Regions from separate parts of the Homo sapiens genome. Here region 2 is linked to region 1. Evidence: read pairs that join two places in POLR2A ChIA-PET (ENCODE). Cell type or tissue: OCI-LY7. All regions are shown on one strand. Links, peaks and the distances in the headings refer to the core of each region. The heading gives the core; the rest is flanking DNA.

Region 1 (9,369 bases), core at 975-8,974:
GGGAGGGAATTCTGAAATAAGTCTGGCATTCCAAACAGAATTTTAAAACTCATGACTTCTACTAAATAGTATCCTAAATAATAAGGGGAAAAGTCTGCAGAAAAAGGTGATCAGGTGGGATAGAAATACAGAAGGGGCAGATAAGAAAGAATTTTAAGGAAACTGAAAAAGAGATTAAAAACAACAACTCGGACTGGAGAAGAATTTTTTAAGCCTGGAACTAAAGCCAGAAAATGTAAGAATAGATTGAGAAATTTGATTTCATAGGAATTTCAGATTTCTGTATAGCAAAACCAAACAATAACAAATTAAAAGACAAAATGACAAACTCAAAATAACTGCAGTTATATTATGGCCTATCTAACATTTTTTATATACAAAGAGCTCTTTTAAATAAATAATAGTAAAATCCCTAATAAAGTAATAGGGTAAGAATAGAAACAGGCAATCAAGAAACATGAAAAGAGGTTATCCACCCTAGGAATCAAAAGGCTGCCATTGAGATGAGATATTTTTTCGCTTCTGAAGTTTTTCATTAAGGATGAGAGAGCACAGCGATGCTCAGTGTTGCCGAGGGTGTAGAGAAACCTGTCTGCTCACGGGAGGCCTGGAGAGTCTAATCTGCTCAACTTTGTCTGGAAGCTGAGTTAGTAATATGTACTAAAGTGCTAGAAAATAAAAGCACACTCTTTCACTTGCAATCCCACTTTTTGGAATTTATCTAAAGGAAATAATCAAATGACTAAAACTGGGATATCTGTACAGGATTTGAAATGGTAAATGAGGAGAAACAGGAGGGGCTGGGTGAGGGCTGAGGAAGGGAGAAACCTGGAGAGGCACTCCTGGTGCTCCTATGGGGGCAGCAGGCACCTGGCAGGGCCATCCACCGACGCCAGATGCAGCAGGCTGTGGGGAAGGCGGTGGACTGGGCTCTGTGTGTTTGACATCTTAGGGGCTCGTGTTCAGGTGGATGTCTGAGCAGTTAGAGAATCTGGAGGCGTTGGTATAGGGATGATGGTTGAGGCTGTGAGGGTGGGTGACGTGGTGGCCTTTTGCATGCACCTGGGAAAGGAAGTCGAGCTGTCAGCTTGGGCTGGTGAAGGGTGGCATGGCAGGCAGTGCTCATGCCCTGCTTGTGGCATTGCTATCTCTGACCAAGTCCCATCTGTTGCTTCAGGCCTGGGAACACTCCGTGGGGATCATCTGCTTTCCCAGTCTCCAAAGGCTGGCTGAAGACGTGTCTGACCAGCTTGCCCAGCAACTCCAGAAGGCCCTTGTGGGGAAGCCTGCGGGTAAGAGCATGGAGGTGCTGGCAGACCCTCTACAGAGAGCAGTGCAGCCCTGCATGCCCTCCCAGGCCTCTCAGGCCCCCCTCTGCTTTCGCGTGGAGCTACAGTGTTGCCTGCCAAAGAGAAGTAGGCCCCACTCTGCCACTGAGTGCCTTAGGGACCAAGGGAAATGCAGGAGGAGGGAAGAGGGGTCGGGGAGCCCTGCTGTTCCTGGGACACAGACATAGACAAACACACACACTGCACATAATACATTATACACGGACACACATAGACACACTACACACAGATGCTATACACACACAGACACTACACACAGACATTATACACAGATACACATAGACACACAGAGATACAGAGACACATACACATACACTACACACACAGACATACACACTACACACAGACACATACAGAGACTACTCACAGAAACTACACACAGACACACACTCTACACATGCAGACACACCCAGAACACACTACACACAGATATACACATAGGCACACACACACAGACACACTGCAACACAGACACACACACAGAACACACGGGACCACGGTCTCTGGGAGGAAGTGCTAGGATTGAAGATGCACCTGTGTGTTCAGTGGAGCTCTTGGTCCTGAAAAGACACAGAGGCCAAAGTGCATCTCTTGTGGGGCCTCCTGACTTGCATTCTTCCCCTCATGTGCGCTGGTCCCTGGAGGCAGGGCAGAATTTCACAGTGGCTGAGGGCCGAGGGTCAGGAGGAAATTCTGAGGGGAAGAAATTGCTCAGCATGGTGTAGATTTCAGGAATTCTTGCAGCATAAGAGACTGTGTGATCCAGGAAGTAGGGGGAGATTCTGGATTGTGGGGAGTCTGATAGCCGATTAGCTTGTTCTTACTCATTGGCAATCAGGAACCACTGATGGTTGCTAAACGGGGACGGTGGCACAAAAAACGCTGTCTTCCAAGGAGATTAGTCTGGCAGGGTGTGGAGCGTTTGGTAGAGATGCAGGTGGCCTTGGGGATGTGTAGGCAAGATGCCAAAGTCCTCTACAGATGCTCAGGCACATCTCCTGGGAAGAGGGGGCCCTGGATGGAGGGGAAGCTGAGTGGGCAGGTCGCTGTATGCCCTGCTGGTGACACTTTCTTCCAGAGCAAGCTCGGTTGGCAGCTGGACAGTTGCTGTGGTGGAAGGGGGACGTGGATCAGGATGGCTACTTGCTCCTGAAGTCAGTGTACGTGCTCACGGGGACAGACTCGGTAAGTTTCAGACCATCAGCCTCTGCCCTGGGCACTGCTCATCTAGGTGCAGAGGGAGGTCCAGCACAGGGTGGTGGCATATCCCAAGAGGGTCATTCGTTTCATAAAACAGGTTTATTATTTCTCCTCCCTCCTCCCCTTCTGGTGTAGAACATGGACTTCAGAGTCTGAAATTCCCACCTTCCCAGTTGACAAGCTGTGTGTAACTGTGGCCAGATTGCTTTACCTTTCTGCCCCTTGGTTGCATTTCTAATTTTAGGATTGGGGATAATAATGCCTCTCTTCTGGGGTTAGTGTAGGATTGATAACGGCTGATGTTTATTGACTACTTCCTACCTGTGGGGCAAGGCTGGGTGTGTCCCAGACATCGTCAGTTAATCCTCCCAAGGACCCTATGAGTCAGATCTTGGTGATGCCAGTGAGTGATGAGAACGCAGGCTTACCTACGCTGTGCACCTGCAGTCTATCTGATTCTAGAACCCATGCTCTGAGCCACTGTTCTTTATTTCTTCCTGTTAGAGTCAGCCTGAACGACATTCCCTGTAGGTACCTGTCTCGCCCTCGCCCAGAGATGAGGGCTCTCCTCTTTCTTCCCTTCCCACCCATACCCACCGCATGCCAGGAACACAGCAGGGAACCTGGGTGGCTGCTGCCCTCAGTGTAACTTCTCCAAATTCTTCCAGCTTCTACCTGCTAGCCAGTTCCAAAGCTGCTTCACTAGATGAACCCAGACATGAGATGGGCATTTGCAGCCGTGCTTGGAAGGGTGATAGGAGCACATCACGCAGCCCTTGTCTGGGGCCAGGGGGTGGTACATGACCTGGGAAGTTAACTGAAGGGAGGACCTCCTGACACTTCTTCAGGTGAACTGCCTGCATCACTGTCAGGCACAGCGACCTGAAGCACAGCACGAGGGCGCATCACATGTGCCCCTGGGGGAAGGACTCTCTGCAGTCTAAGTGGTGACACTTTAACCTAAGGGCTTGTTTTTCACTGCCTGTGCATGGTGCATCGGGGGTGAGGTGGGGGAAGGACAGGGAGAGCTGCCCTGAGGAGGTCAAGGTTAACAAGGAGTCAAATACATAGAAGACAGTACATTGCACTGTAAACCTTTCTGGCCAAGGCTAGGACCAGCAGCCTGCATCTAGTCCTGATCCTGGCCCAGACTGTACATTCGTCCTTCTCTTTCTCTGACTTCCCCAACATGTCTGTCAGGTTAACCAGTGGAATGGGAAGTTGCATGGACAGCATTCCATAGGTTGACCCCAAAGGTGTTCACATGTGTGCATGCACACACACACGTGCACACACACATGCACACATGCATCATGCACACACACACACGTGCGTGCGCACACACGCACACACAGAGGGTGCAGGTGCAGTAATCCTGGTGGAGCTGCAGGCAAAGCCCCAGGAAGAAAGACCCCAGGAAGCTCCTGGCAGGCTGGTCTCCATCTCTGCAGAGTTCCTGTCCTCTTGGCCTCTGTCTGGCAGCCCTGAGCTGTTTAGTTGAGTTGCTGGCTGTCTGATTGTCAGTCATCACCTATTGCACTCTTTGGACCTTGACGAGATCTGTCTGGGATCTAGATGAGAGGTTGGGGAGGGGCCTGATCAGGTCCTCACCATTGTTGCTCACACACATATTATCAGCCTCACCTCTGGACTGCTTTCCCTTCCTAATCATGAGGCCCTGGACCACAGTCACACAGTATGATTTGTTAGGAAGCCCTTATGTTCTAATTTCTACAGTCCCTCCCCTTTTCCCTCCTTTCCACCCTCCCTCCCTCCCTCTCTCCCTCCCTCTCTCCCTCCCTTCCTTCCTTCCATCTATGAATCTTATAAAGGAGCTATAGAGCACATAGTAAGCACTTTATATAAACTTAATCTTCACAGCCACCCTAGGTGCATCCTCTGGTTGTCAGCATTTCACACTTGAGGACTGGAGCCCAGAGGGACTGTCCCATGGCCTCACTGAAATGGCTGCAGGGGCCTGATCCTGGGTCTGGGCTGACCTGCTTCTGCTGCCTTGCTGCCTGGGGTCACGTGTGCTCTTCTCTTGCAGGAGACGCTGGGCAGGGTTGCTGAGTCTGGGCTTCCAGCCCTGCTCCTACAGTGCCTTTACCTCTTCTTTGTCTTTCCTCTGGACAAAGATGAGCTTCTTGAGAGTGATCTTCAAGTTCAAAAGATGTTCGTGCAGGTGAGTTCAAGGAGGGCCTCCAATTCCCTGGGTCAAAACCTCACTTCGGGGACAGACTCTCCAATGCTTCCCGTAGATGCTTTTGTCTTTCTCAGCCCTGGTTCCTGAACTCCTCTGTTCTCCCAGAGGGTCTAACCTCCCCCTCCCCTCCCCACCACTGCACAGTCTGCCCCACTAGCAAAATAGTAGCCAAAATTTTCTAAATATAAGCTTTGTACCCACCCCTGTGCCATGGCCTCACATGGGTCACCTCCAGGATTGCTGTCTGCCATCACAGGATGTAAATAGTGTTGTCATCCTGGGTCCATACAAACTGAGGCATGGTGAGTGAGCATGGGGTCTGGGGTCATAGAAGTCTTGGGTGGGGCTGGGATTGGCACCCTTGAGTAAACTTGAGTTTACATGTTCTCGGTGCCTCTTCCTTCCTCTCAGAAGACATCTCAGGCCTCTAAGCATCAAATGCAATTTCCTTCTGTCATTCCCCATCTTTCCTCTTCTCTTTGACTGACTAACTTCTCACCTCCTTCCCCTGCCCACTTCCGGGCAGTTTCTGCTTTCTCACCTTCTGAGACTCTGAGCTCTCTAGATAACCCTTCCTGCTCCCTGAGCTTGCAGGGGACGGTATGGAGGATCGTGTGGCCCGGGAGGATACAGAGGACTGTGGGGCCCGTCGCTGTGTGTCCAGTGTCTGCAGTGTCTCACACAGAGCAGGTGCCTGTGACTGTTCAGTGAATTCCCAAATGCAGCTGTCCATGGTACACACATGTCCACATTGGCATCCACATTAGACGAATTCCCAAGCCCATTCCTCATTTCCAGAGGGTAGTGCATGAGTTCTGGCAGGTTCCATTAACAGTGGGTTACCCTCTGAGCTGCATTTGTGGAAATGTAGGTGTCATCTGCTTGTATGTAAATCATATTCTAATTGGAGGCCAGGACGCTGCACCAGGCACTTTCACAAATGTTTACTGTGTGGCTTTTAGGTGCCCTGAAGGGAAGTAGTGCAGGGTCTGTCTTCGAGGTCTTCTGGGTATGTGGACAGAATGTGTGCCACAGGGAATAGACCATTCCTGCATTGCTCAAGGGTTTCTGTTACTTCATTTCACAAAAATATACAGAGCCCCTACTGTGCGCAGCTCTATGGCAGACAGATGGTTGCTGCAGCAAGCATAGGGCTTCACTTTGAGAGGTGACAGAAGGATGAAGAAGTCAAACAAGGGGAAAACAATCCAGGAATAAGTGTGTTGTTAGCAATTAAAAAAATAGAGATGGGGCTTTTCTCTGTTGCCCAGGCTGGAGTGCAGTAGTTAGCAATTTTTTAAGTGCTATGTAGGTAAAGCCAAAGGTATACTGGGCAATGATGGTGACAGGCTTTTATTTGTATGAGAGAAATCAGTGGAGTCTATTCTGAGGGCATGGCATTTAACCAGAGAGCTGAGGGTTGTCAGGGTCTGAGGAGGTAGTGTGGCCGGGTGGGGTGGAGGAAGTGGAGAGGAGCAGAGAAATGGCAATGCAAGCCCAGGGACAGGTGAGACCTTGGTCACATGGCCACAGCTACCTGCAAGGGAGGCAGGGAAATGGGACCTACAGCTGTGGTCCATGAAGCCCAGCTTCTCTCTGTATCAGACTAGAAGGGGAAAATGTCTTCCCATGGAAGTAGCTTGTGATATTTGTCACACTGGCAGCAGGTCCTGTTGGACCCCCAAGAGCCCAGGGGGGAGCTGCAGTGGATAAAGTGAGTGAGAAGGCAGTGCTAGTCCATGCAGGATGCTATGGGCCATGCTACGGTGGTGGGATTTTATCCCAAGTGGAGAGGGAGGTTTTGCAAGTCCCTCTGTTAGCCATCAGGAAAGGGGATTGGCGGGAACAAGGAACCCAGTTAGGAGGCTTTATGCTGACTCTTGTGGTCTCATGGAGAAGTAGAGTCTGAGTGTCAACAAGGAATTCTGAAACACTTCCCTTTTTAAATAGCACAAGGTTCTGTTAATTCTATACCTTAATTGTGGGTGACATTTTCTGGTATTCCCATTAAAAAGACACAAATTCAATTACTTCTTTATTATTCTGATTTGGAAGGGATAACAATTACTTGTATAGGGTTAATGCGGTCAGAATTGAGCCCCAGGCCCTGCCACCCTTTCCTAGGGGGCTCTGTTGACCCTGCTGGTCTGGGACAGAGGGTGACCCCATTCAATCCTGTCCTTCTCACAGAGACATGCTCATCAGTGCTCCAGAGAAGTAGGGAACAAATCCATCTGAGGAAGGAGACTTCCTAACCAGGTCTCCTTGACTGTTTATCTTCTTATTTTTCAGATGTTGCTCAATATTTGCAGTGACTCTCAGGGCCTGGAGGGACTCCTCTCAGGAAGTGAGCTGCAGTCTCTGCTGATTGCCACGACCTGCCTTCGGGAGCACAGCTGCTGCTTCTGGAAGGAACCCACCTTCTGCGTGCTAAGGGCAATCTCCAAGGCCCAGAACCTCAGCATCATCCAGTACCTGCAGGGTATGGCCCGGGAAATTAGATGTGGGCTGTGGGCCATGCAAGGGCTTCCCTTGAACTCAGAGCAAAGGCTGAGGGCCCACTTTCTACAATGAGACTTGGGATGCTCTTGCAGCCTCTTATAGAATTTTGGGACCAAAGAAGAGATGAATGAGCAGCCATGTCCGGTAGATAATTCTACATGGCTTGGCTCCCTTCATGTAAGTGCTTTTCTTGTTCATTTTGCTGCTCCATTGGAGAAAGCAGGGAAAGAGGATCTCACTATGCACACACTACCAATCAGACACTGTGCTGGGCCCCTTTGTACATTATCTTGCTTGTTTCTTTGAGATAGCTATTAATGCCATTTTAGAATGGGGAAAATAAACATTAAGACTAGTAGAAGAATTTTTCAAGGCTATTCACCTAGTTAGGAAGAGAATGCACTTTCAAACTTAAAGATGCCTGATTCCGGCACCCTCATTTATACACTGGGAACTATGTGTAGGGGTTAAGGCCAAAGACTCTGGAGCCAGACAGCCAGGACTGGACTCCAGCTCTGTCCTCGTAGCTGAGTGATCTCAGGCACTTAACCATTGGGGTGCCTCAGTTCTCTCATCCGTAAAGTGGGGATAATAATGCTGCTGATCTTATTGGATTGTTGTGATTCTTTGCGGCTCTTCTGAGTCCTTGCAGCTGAGAGGCTGAGCTTGCATTATCTCAAGCTCTCATAGGTACTTTCTCTGATCCACTGGATTGGCTTCCCCAGCACTCAGAAGAGGCTTCTCTTGATGAGAGATTTCTAAAAACAGTGACCCATCCAAATGCAAATCTGAGGACCTCTCTCTTCAGACTCAAATCTTCCCCTGGCTCCGCACCACTCTGGTGGGGTAGCCAGTAAGCCCCATGGCCTGTCCCCTAGGAATGGGCCACACCCTCCTTCCTCTCTGTGGGCCACACTTCAGTGTTCCAATCCCCTGGCTTCTTCAGTATCCAAAGCACCCCATCTTTTTACCCTCTGCCTCCTCACATGTTCATACATCCTCCCCTGCATTTTTCATCAAGGTAATTTCTGCTCAGCTCCAGCATTGCCTCCTTAAGGTCTGAGATGAGCTCAGGTCTTGCATTTTACATCTCACTACCTAATGGACCTGGACTCCCCCTTCTTGCTGAGAATTAGGGACAGAGGGCTGAGGGGCTGCCTTCCTCTCCTGTGTCACCTGCTGGGCTTGCAGAGTGCAGCTGTCAGGATGGCACTTTCTCTGGGGTGGTCTTCCTGATCCAAGAGCCAGCAGAACATGTTTTGGATTAATTCCCATTCATGTCTTGACATGTTGTTTGGAGTAGGGGAGGTAGGTGGACCATGGCAGGAAAGCTCTTGCTTCCAAGCTCAGCAGGTCTCTCCTGTGCTTCCCTCCTGCAGCCACAGACTGTGTCAGGCTCTCCCTCCAGAACCTCTCCAGGCTCACGGACACTCTCCCTGCCCCTGAAGTGAGCGAGGCTGTAAGCCTGATCTTGGGATTCGTGAAGGACTCCTACCCCGTCTCCTCGGCTCTGTTCCTGGAGTTTGAGAATTCAGAGGGCTATCCTCTGCTGCTCAAAGTGTTACTTCGGTAAGTGGCTGTGTTTGGTACGGGGAGAGCACAGGACCACCAAAGCCTTAGTCCTCAGAATCATTGGGGTGCTTTGCAGAAAAATAGATATAGCTCCATAGAACATGGCCAGAGAGACCTCTTATTTGCAAAAGTGATTCATTGTGCAGACAGGCATGGGGACCACTTCCTTAGAGAATCAGTAGTTTTACAAAGTGTACTTGTAGGCACCTGTCACCTGCATGCCTGCTGGCCTGATTTTCCCCGGTCAGAACCCAAACAGAAGCCCTGTCTGTTGGAGGGCTTCTGGCACTGCTGTAAGCTGCCCTGCCTGTGTGCTTGGAGGGCTGGAAAGGTCTGGAAATGAACCACCTTCAGGAGCAGCTGCCCACCAATGACTGAAGGTGCCAATGGGTGCACATCCAGCACAGCTGCCCTTGGGTGGGCTTGCTCTGCATGGCCTCCAGAGCTCCCCAGAAGGATTAGCTCCAGTGGCCCCATGAGGCGCTTGCTTGCTAATGCTCTTGGACTGGTTTCCTTCCCTTCCCTGTCTCACGTGGCCTC
Region 2 (9,369 bases), core at 915-8,914, 80 kb after region 1:
GTCAGGAAATAGGTTCTTTCTAGCTTCTTTAACGAGCTAATCTTGATGGCAGAACACAAAAGGACAGAACAGAAAATGAAAAAGTACAGGCTAATCTTATTTGTAAATATAGGCATAAGAGCCCTAAATATGAGATTAGCCAGTTGAACCAGGCCAAGATGAATGTCCTGGTCCTGGATCTGAAGCTGGAAAAGAGGATTGTGGAGGAAGCCAGCATGGCCTGGAGAATGGGCTCCCTGTGCACAAGGGGAAAGAAGATGTACATAAATGGCCATAAAACCCCACTAAATAAGATAATGTGTCTTGACTGCAACCGCTGCTGCCCCTTCTGAAGTGCTGTGGCCATGCTCAGCCAGTCTGGCTCCAAGGTGTCCTGGCCACCAGCATGGCCCAGGAATTACTAATGCAGGAACCCATCATGCTCCATTGCCTGCTACTAGAATGGCCATGGACACCACCCTACCCCACCCCACCCTGAATAAAACTACCCTCTTCAGGAGATCTGGTGCTTTTAAAGCTGGATTTAAGAAAATAAACCACCAATAAGAACCAGATGCTAAAAAGCAAAGCAAAGTGAAACAAAATGAAATGAAACAAAATAAAATTTAAAAGATTGAGGGGAGAGAATTTCAAAAAGGGAAAAATGTTTCCCAAATGTCATGTTCTGCCTACACCAAGTAAAGTGAGGTAAGGGATGTGTGCACTGTACGTGCCCATTGGAGGTCACTGACAGACTTAGTGACAAGTAAGTTGTGGGGTCAGAAGCCACTCAGAAGTAAGGAGAAACGGCCGGGCTTGGTGGCTCATGGCTGTAATCCCAGCACGAAGAGGCCGAGGCGGGTGGATCGTGAGGTCAGGGGTTCGGTACCAGCCTGGCCAACATGGTGAAACCCTGTCTCTACTAAAAATACAAAAATTAGGTGGGCATAGTTGCGGGCGCCTGTAATCCCAGCTAGTCGGGAGGCTGAGGCAGGAGAATCACTTGAACCCATAAGGGGGAGGTTGCAGTGAGCCGAGATCATGCCATTGCATTCCAGCCTGGGCGACAAGAGCGAGACTTCGTCTCAAACAAACAAACAAAGAATTAAGGGGAAGTGTGGGGAGACTGAAAGTGGAGGCAGTCAGTGGACTTTGGAAAATAGCAGAGAGGAAGTTTCAGAACTTTTGGTTTTGGGTTTTTGTTTTTTGTTTTTTTTTGAGACAGAGTCTCACTCTGTTGCCAGACCGGAGTGCAGTGGCACAATCTCGGCTCACAGCAACCTCTGTCTCATGGGTTCAAGTGATTCTCCTGCCTCAGCCTCTCGAGTAGCTGGGACTATAGGCATGTGCCACCACGCCCAGCTAATTTTTGTATTTGTAGTAGAGACGGGGTTTCACCATGTTGGTCAGGATGGTCTTGATCTCTTGATCTCATGATCCGCCCACCTTGGCCTTCCAAAGCCCTGGGATTACAAGCGTGAGCCACCGCGCCCAGCCGGTTTCGTGTTTTAAGATGGAAGAGACTTAAGTCTGTTTGTAGGTTGAAGGAGAAGACGCAGTAAAAACCAGACAGTTAAAATAGTAGTGGGAGAAGAAACTGCTAATGAGACACATCCTCAGAGGGTTTGGAGACAAGAGAGTGGATCACAGGAGAAACGGTGGGATCCGTGATGACTGGTGTGAAGCAGACAGGAAGAGGAAGTTGTGAGGAAGGGAGAGACAGGAAGTCATTGAGAAGGGAATGGACAGGAAGCTGTGAGGGAGGGTGGGTACAGGAGATTGTTGAAGCAGGGAGGGACAAAAATTTGTGAGGGAAGGAGGGACAGGAGGTTGTGAGGGAAGGAGGGACAGGAAGCTGTTGAGGCAAGGTTGGACAGGAAGTTGTAAGACAGAGTTGGATAGGAAGTTGTAAGGCAGGGTTGGACAGAAAGTTGAGAATCAGGGAGGAACAGGAAGTTGTGGGCTTCTAAGTCTTAGGTTTTGGTTTCTTTCTTTCTTTCTTTCTTTCTTTCTTTCTTTCTTTCTTTCTTTCTTTCATTCTTTCTTTTTTTTTTTTTTTGTTTTGAGATGAGGTCTCACTCTGTTGCCCAGGCTGGAGGGCAGTGGTGCGATCTCAGCTCACTGCAACCTCTGACTCCCAGGTTCAAGTAATTCTCCTGCCTCAGCCTCCCAAGTAGCTGGGATTACAGGCACGTGCCACCACATAAGGCTCATTTTTTTATATTTAGTAGAGAAGGGATTTCACCATATTGGTCAGGCTGGTCTTGAACTCCTGACCTCAGATGGTCCACCCACCTCGGCCTCCCAAAGTTCTGGGATTATAGGCATGAGCCACCATACCCAGCCTCTGGTTTCTTAAAGAAGGAACTGACTAGTTCATTTCTAAGAGTACAGTCATCTCAGGGGTGGGGAGAGAGCAACACCTGACACATTATACAGTCCATACTCAAACAAATCTAATCCAGACATCTTAATATAGTCCTTAGTACAGGCTTATGTGACACAGAATAACAATCAAAAGATTCAGTTATTCATGTTTCCCAAAATTCTGACATTTGGCATTATGTAATTTCCTGATGAGCTAGGCAGCCTCAAATGGGTGTGGCAACTTATTATTGTTGCTGTGTTCTGGAAAGGAAATGTGAGAGGCTGGAACTTTTGTGGGAAGTGTAAAAGGTGCACCTTATTGTACTGGTGGGTTCACATCTGACTTTCTTAGTTCTCTCAGCCCTTAGCCCCAGGCCTGGCATATCATTTGTTGAATGACTGCCTTCATGAATCAATATCCTAAGTGTGCAGGGCTCTTGGAGCCCTACAGACATGTATGTTGGGGTGCCATGCTGGATACCCATGTTTTCACTAGAGCTGCCTTCATCAATACCAGCTGTCCCAAATGGCAGCTGGCCCACCTCTGTGTGTGCCTTTGGGCAGTGGCTGTGCTTAAAAAAGCAGGAAATCTGTCACTCTTTTCCTGGCGGAAGAACAATCCACTCATTTTATTTTATTTTGTATCCACTCATTCTTTTAAAAAATGTAATGCATCTTTACGAAAGATAGTGGCATGTATGATGCTAGGTTCCAGGGATTAAAGAGGGACAGTCTCTACCTTCACAGGCCTCCCGATAAACTTGTGTTCACTGGGGTTCTTTTGCATTTCCTCTTCAGCAAGAGTAAGCAAAGTCATGGGTAACTGCTTAGCTTCAAGCAAGGTTGAGTATTGACCCTATGGGTCACTATCTGTAGGTGATACCCATGGGTACCCAGTGTGGGGCAAGGGAATGGGCTTCGTAGTCAGGTGGATTGACTTTGAAAACAGTCTCTGCCAATTAAAAAAAAAGTCTGGTGCCAGAAAAGTTACTTAGTCTCCCTGAGTCCCATTCTTTCTAGCTACTAGATGCAGATAATAGGCCGGGTACGGTGGCTCACACCTGTAATCCTAGCAATTTTGGAGGTGGAGGCAGGAGGAACACTTGAGCCCAAGAATTAGAGACTAGCCTGGGCAGTAAAACAATACCCCACTCTACAAAAAAATTTTAACAATTAGCTAGGCATGGTGGTGCAAACCTGTAGTTCTAACTACTTGCAAAGCTGTGGTGGGAGAATTGCTTGAGCCCAGGAAGTCAAGGCTGCAGTGAGTCATATTTGGGCCACTGCGCTCCAGCTTGGGTCTCTCAAAAATAAGAAAATAAATACATAAATGCGGATAATAATATTTTGGGTCTTTTTATGGCACCTCTTGCCACCAGGAAATGTATCAGTTATTAAGTGCAAGCTCTTTTTGCTGCTATATGAGTGCACGCTTATAATCCCACACCTGAACCTTGTATAGTCTGGGCCTTAGGAACTGTCAGTATTTAGAGAAGAAAAATATTAGAGTTCTCTAAAGGGAAGTAGAAATAAGACATGATGGCATCCATCAATTCTGCCCCAGAAGGATCACTAGCAGCTACATTTGTTTACTATGAATGAAAACAACCTGAGTGATCAACTTCACTTTCAGAATCTCAGTGAATTTCATATCTTTGTTTCACTTACAATTTTGTCATGCATGAGATGACACTGTGGTTTGGGCTGAAGAATGTGTTGCCTGCGCAAATTGGGTATGTAGTCAGTACAGTGTAAAACCTGAAAATCTGTACCTGGCTTCTATTTCCTGTCCTGCCACTTGCTGGTGGTGAGTGGAGACTGTCACTCAGCTGGTCTGTCTCAGCCTCTATTTTCTCATCTGTAAAGTGGGAACATCATCATTTGTCTTGCAGGATCCAGGGAGGTTGAGATGAGTTTGCAATATGGACACTTGGGCTGTGGGCCCAAGGCTGAGCAGATGGGGGAGATGGTTAGTGCAGGCGTCCTTGGTTGGAACCAGGCCCACAATGAAGTGCCAAGTAGCAGCAGAGATGGCGAGAGAAGGCCTTCCTACAGGGGAGGCACCTCTCTGCTTGGAGTGTCAGGACAGCTGATCTGATTCCAGAGCTGGTACATCATGTTGATGATTCCACGTCAGAGGATCACCTGTCCAGCACTGACCTTCTCATGCTTCCTGCAAATCATTCTTCTCCCACACCTTCATTTTAGCATGTGTTTTGTTTTGTCTTCCAGCTCTGGATGAATACTGCAGACAATCTGGAGCTCAGCCTCTTTTCCCATCTTTTGGAAATCCTTCAATCACCAAGGTAGGCTGGGTCTTGGCAGCCTGGGGGTTAGAACTGAAGGCTGAATGTCCAGAACAGAGACAGGGCAGGGTGGCCAGTGGCTCTTCCCTGCTCCCAGAACACTGGGTCCCCAAATGGGAGCACATCCTTCCCAGTGGCTCATGCTTGTGGGGCAGTCTCCTCTCATGGTCTCGGGCCTCAGGAGGGCAGATGCTGGGGGCTTAGAGGCCTCTCTAGCCCCAGGGACTAGCACATACTGGGGGCTCAGCAATTGTGACCAGCAAAGGTCCACTCTCCCTCTAACTGACTTCTCCAAGGCACTTTTGGAATTAGTCAGGGCTCTTTTACCCTTCAAGTGGTAGAAATACAACTCAAACCAGCTTAAGGGATGTAAAAGAGAAGGAAAGAAGGAAGGGAGGAGGGAAAAAAGAATACAGGAAGAAAAGACCAGTAAAGAGGGACTTCGTTGGCTCTTACAATTGAAAAGAGCTGATCTCATCCTGTAGCTGGGGGAGGCTCACATCATTTTCTCTGAGCTCTGTCACCACTCTTGCCTCTGCCTCTTCCACTCAGTCTTCAGGTTGCCCGGGCTTTCTTCTGTGGCAGAAGGTGGCTCCTGGGCAGCTCCTCAGAGCACATCCTCAGCTTAGCACCATAGGCAGAGAGACAGCTTTTTAAAAATTTAACAGTCTTAGCTATTGGACTGAGTCTCATTGAGCCAACTGTGTCCCATGACTGGGCTGGAAAGTGGCTTCCCCTCTGGAGTTAGAAAGTGGTAGTTCCCAAAGGGAGCCAGGGGCTGTGTTCAGAATAAGAGAGAAGGAAGGCAAGGAAGCCCACATATCACCCCACCTGCCTCCTCCTGGCTCAGGCTGGTCTAGAGCTCATTGGTGCCTTCAGCATTTTGAATGTATTTGTAAATGGCTTTCCACTCATCCACTTAATGAACATCTATTATAAACTTACTACATTTCGCACCCTGTACTTAGAGGTAAAATTCAGAGAAGAATAAGCCACAGTCTGATAAAAAGAGAATACAGAAAAACATGTTGTTCAGTGCTGTCAGAGGAAACAGAACCAAGGGCAGCCGGGACTTCTGGGTAGAGGAGCATCTGTCTTCTCTGCTGAGCCTGTAATTATAAATCATACACAGAATTGGGCTCTGGTCCTGCCTCTTTTGTGTATCAGGGAGATGGAGCTCAGCAGAATTTAATGTGTTAATACAAAAAAAAAAAAAAAAAAAAGACAGTTCAAAGTGAGGAATCTGCCCAAAGTCACCCTCCTCCACATTTTTCTCCACCATTTTTTCTCTTCCACTTTCCACTTTGTTCCTGTACCTGTACCAGTTGTTTTCTAAGAAACAGATATTTATCCTGGGAGCTGTTTTCTTTGGGGGAGTAGAATTTACTGGAAATTGGATTTGTGAGTATCTGAGGGAGGGGGTATGGATAGGTGGATTCTGTCTTTTTCTCCTTTGACTTTCAGTGGCGTGTCTCTCCACTTTGTGGTTTGGGGCGGGCAGGAAGATCACACAACCAGACAAGCTAGTGAAGGGCCCTGCACTCCTGGCTGGTGGGAAGTACTCCCCAGTCACATGAGTGTCTGCTGTCTTTGTTTGAGTTTCTGAGGCCAGCACTAGTTTTCCCTGGGGCTCAGAATTTAAAAGTCAATAATTGGGGTTTGTCTTTGAAGGTGGTTTCCGGGGGGCGGAGGGGACAGGCAGTGCACACCCGAGCGACTCTGGCACTTAGCAGACACATATTCAATGGGTGTCTGACGGCATCTTGACAAATTGCCAAGAGAGCATTGGAGTTAAGGGGCCATGGAACAAGCCTGGCTTGAAAAACCTTTTTAGCAGAAACACAGCAAATTTGGTTCATTCCAGTAAAAGCTTTTACTGTCTCTCTCCTGTACTCACCAGGGAAGGACCCAGGAATGCTGAAGCTGCCCACCAGGCACAGCTTATACCCAAGCTCATCTTCCTATTCAATGAGCCGAGCCTCATCCCCTCCAAGATCTCCACCATCATTGGCATCCTGGCCTGTCAGCTGAGGGGCCACTTCAGCACCCAGGACTTGCTCAGGTACCACACCAAGCTGCCCAGGGGGAAGAGCAGGGCCCCAGGGCTGTTTAAAAAGGGAGGACAGACCCCAGCTCTCTCCCCATTGTGCTCAACCCTGAATCACTTGGAACCTTCTAGGAATTTTTGCCCAGGGCTGAGAGTTGGGGAAAGGATGGTTTGCTGAAGTCAGGATGGGACAGGCCGGTTTCCCCAGCAGGGCTGTGTGTTTACTGTTCCCACTGCTCAGGCTCCCCCACTGTGGCCAAATATTCAGGAATTTCCATAAGCACTGCCATCCTTGCCAGCCAATGACCCACATGCCTGGCTCCTGCAGACTCCTGAAGAGCAGTCCCAGCCACCAGTGTGTTTCCCCTTCTCTTTCCTGTCACTATCTAATTGATCAGGTAGAGCCAGAGTTAGCGTCTCTGGTGAATCCTGACTGATTTTAGAAGTCTCTGGAAATACACAGCATGCCATGATGATTTCCCTTAAACTCTCACTTGCAGCTGCACGTGGGTGGGTCTATGTGAAAACACTGGCATGTACTCAGCGGACTCAGTTGAGCCCGCCTGCGAGCCTGTCCTTCTCTCCCTGTGTATAAAGGATTGGGCTGTTTGTTGTGTACACCCTCAAGCCTTCGTCGGTGAATGAGAGGCAGATCTGCATGGACGGAGCCCTGGACCCTTCCCTGCCTGGTGAGAAGACCTTTGCCAGTTCGAAGGCAGTAGGACGGCCCTCACGGAACCCCTGAGAGGCCCACATTGTGCAGAGGGAGGGGCTAAGTAAGGAAGGGGAAGGCACCCACAGCCAAGCCGTGGTTTCCAAGCCGTGGCCTGTGAGGCTGTCATTTTATGATGAGAGTCAGAAATGAAATAAAATTATAGATTCCTGCTTTGAAATGTGGGACTGGTGTTCCAGGCCTCCAGAATAAAATCAGTTCCCTGTAGACCAGCATGTGGGATCCGGGATCCTGCCTCACTTCCTGGTTGAACCCCCACTACCCCTTACTTTCCTGATGAGCCCCAACTCCAGCAGTGAAGCACTTGCAGGCCCCTGCAGGTGATGGCCTGCCCTCTGTCCGTGCTTGGCACGTGCTCTTCACTCAAGGGAAATGCCACCCCTCCCCCACTAGCCAAGCTGTCCCCAGTCCCACCAAACCAGATTAAGTCACTTTCTCTGTGTTTCCAAAGCCCCTTGGGGTTACCCTACTGAATAGATTTGTAGTTTGTTTATGTGAGTCTCCCTTTTCGCCTAGCCAGGTGCAGAACTGCAGCTGTGTCTTGTTCAATTTGTTCCCTCTGCTAGGGCAGTGTGATGGCAGCAATCACAACTGCTTTGTCCTGGGCCCTGCGGCTCTGCACTGTCCAAGACGAGAGCCCCTAAGCCACATATAGCCATTTAAATTCAAATTTTAACTAATTAAAATTAAATGCAATTAAAAACTTAATTCCTCACTCACTGTAGCCACGTTTTAAGTGCTCACTAGCTACCTGAGGCTAGCGGCTACTCTATTGGACAAGGTAGATATAAAACAGTTTTATCATCACAAAAGAGTCTCCTGGATAGCATTTTTTAATCTAGATAAAGTATTATCTCTTATCCTTAGATCAAGCCGCAAGAAATTACTATTCCCATTTTGCAGACTAAGAAATTTAGGTTCAATGAGATTAGGAGCTAATTGAAGATGGGACCAAAATCTGAATAGACGGAAATATGACTCCATTTCCCCAGGTTGCCTCATCAGTCCTATTTCTACAGTATGGCGTGGTGTATGCCCTGTATTGGTGTGAAATTGCTGGCAACTGAGGGAATGAACAAATGGGTAATGGGCCAAGAGTGAACTTATTTAGTCAACCTTCCTTCTCATATGAACTGCATTCTGAAACTTTTACCTAACCAACATATTAAAGCATTGTTAATATGTCCTTTTGGGCTTTAATGACTCTTCAGAAGTAAAGTTTCTTCTTCCCCTTGCTCCATATACCTCTGCTATGATTTGAGTTCTGTTTTTATTGTAGCATAGACATCCAAAAGCCTAGCCTGGGAGCAAGTTGAAAGCAGGAACAAAGAGAACAAAGACCATGGTCTTCAGCACTCTGTTCCTGATTACTTGCATAATATCAGTGCATAGTAGGTGATTATGAAATGTTGCAGCCTATAATAATTTAAAAAATTCTTCTACTGAAAGGTATATTTTCCTTTATTATTTTTAGGATTTTTGTTTTTTGGAAGATGTGCAGCATTGCAGACATTGCTAATTAAAGGAAACTTCAGTAACATTTTCTGAAATTCTTTTTAAGCATTGTGTGGAGGCTGGAATAAAATGCCAAAATTTTGAGTCCCAGCCATGCCACAATTCCTGGGTGAAATAAGCATTTGGTGAATATGATTGCTTACTGCAGCAAATATTATGTCTCTTTACATCCATTTTCTCTCAAATCTGAATTCTTTTTTGTAGCTGGAAGCCAAACATCTGGAAAGACAATCTGGCTCAGAAACCAGTTGCTGGAGATGCTGCTCAGTGTAATATCTTCCCCCCAGCTTCATCTGTCCTCTGAGTAAGTAGCTCCAGGAAGAGCAATTTGGCAGGAGGTTACCTCATACAGGGTGTGGCATTAAACCTTTTCTTAATGAAAAGTTTAGCATCTCTGAGTCTGTTTTCTGCAATGTATTTCC

What was found. ChIA-PET counts read pairs that join two places held together with the same protein. Peaks named below come from ENCODE experiments on the same cell type or tissue, not always from the same donor. Only the 100,000 strongest peaks of a DNase experiment are listed, where the experiment ranks them.
Region 2: POLR2A ChIA-PET joins it to region 1 with 6 read pairs; 3 of 35 experiments call an interaction of 5 or more read pairs at or near these places.

The regions. Positions count from the first base shown.
Region 1 is chr10:48,718,834-48,728,202 of GRCh38, forward strand. WDFY4 (WDFY family member 4) reads left to right here. Exons shown (of 62, transcript NM_001394531.1): 3 at 1,178-1,292; 4 at 2,428-2,534; 5 at 4,600-4,734; 6 at 7,048-7,237; 7 at 8,637-8,826. Among named protein-coding and RNA genes, the nearest start is that of WDFY4, 39 kb to the left of the region's middle. In OCI-LY7, for the core only: no CTCF peak of the experiment used is centred there; no DNase peak of the experiment used is centred there.
Region 2 is chr10:48,798,708-48,808,076 of GRCh38, forward strand. It overlaps WDFY4 (WDFY family member 4), which reads left to right. Exons shown (of 62, transcript NM_001394531.1): 25 at 4,579-4,652; 26 at 6,553-6,714; 27 at 7,297-7,388; 28 at 9,152-9,251. Among named protein-coding and RNA genes, the nearest start is that of WDFY4, 120 kb to the left of the region's middle. RefSeq lists enhancers at 4,098-4,147, 4,178-4,237. In OCI-LY7, for the core only: no CTCF peak of the experiment used is centred there; DNase peaks (open chromatin) are centred at 1,844 and 4,074; H3K27ac peaks cover 2,301 bases.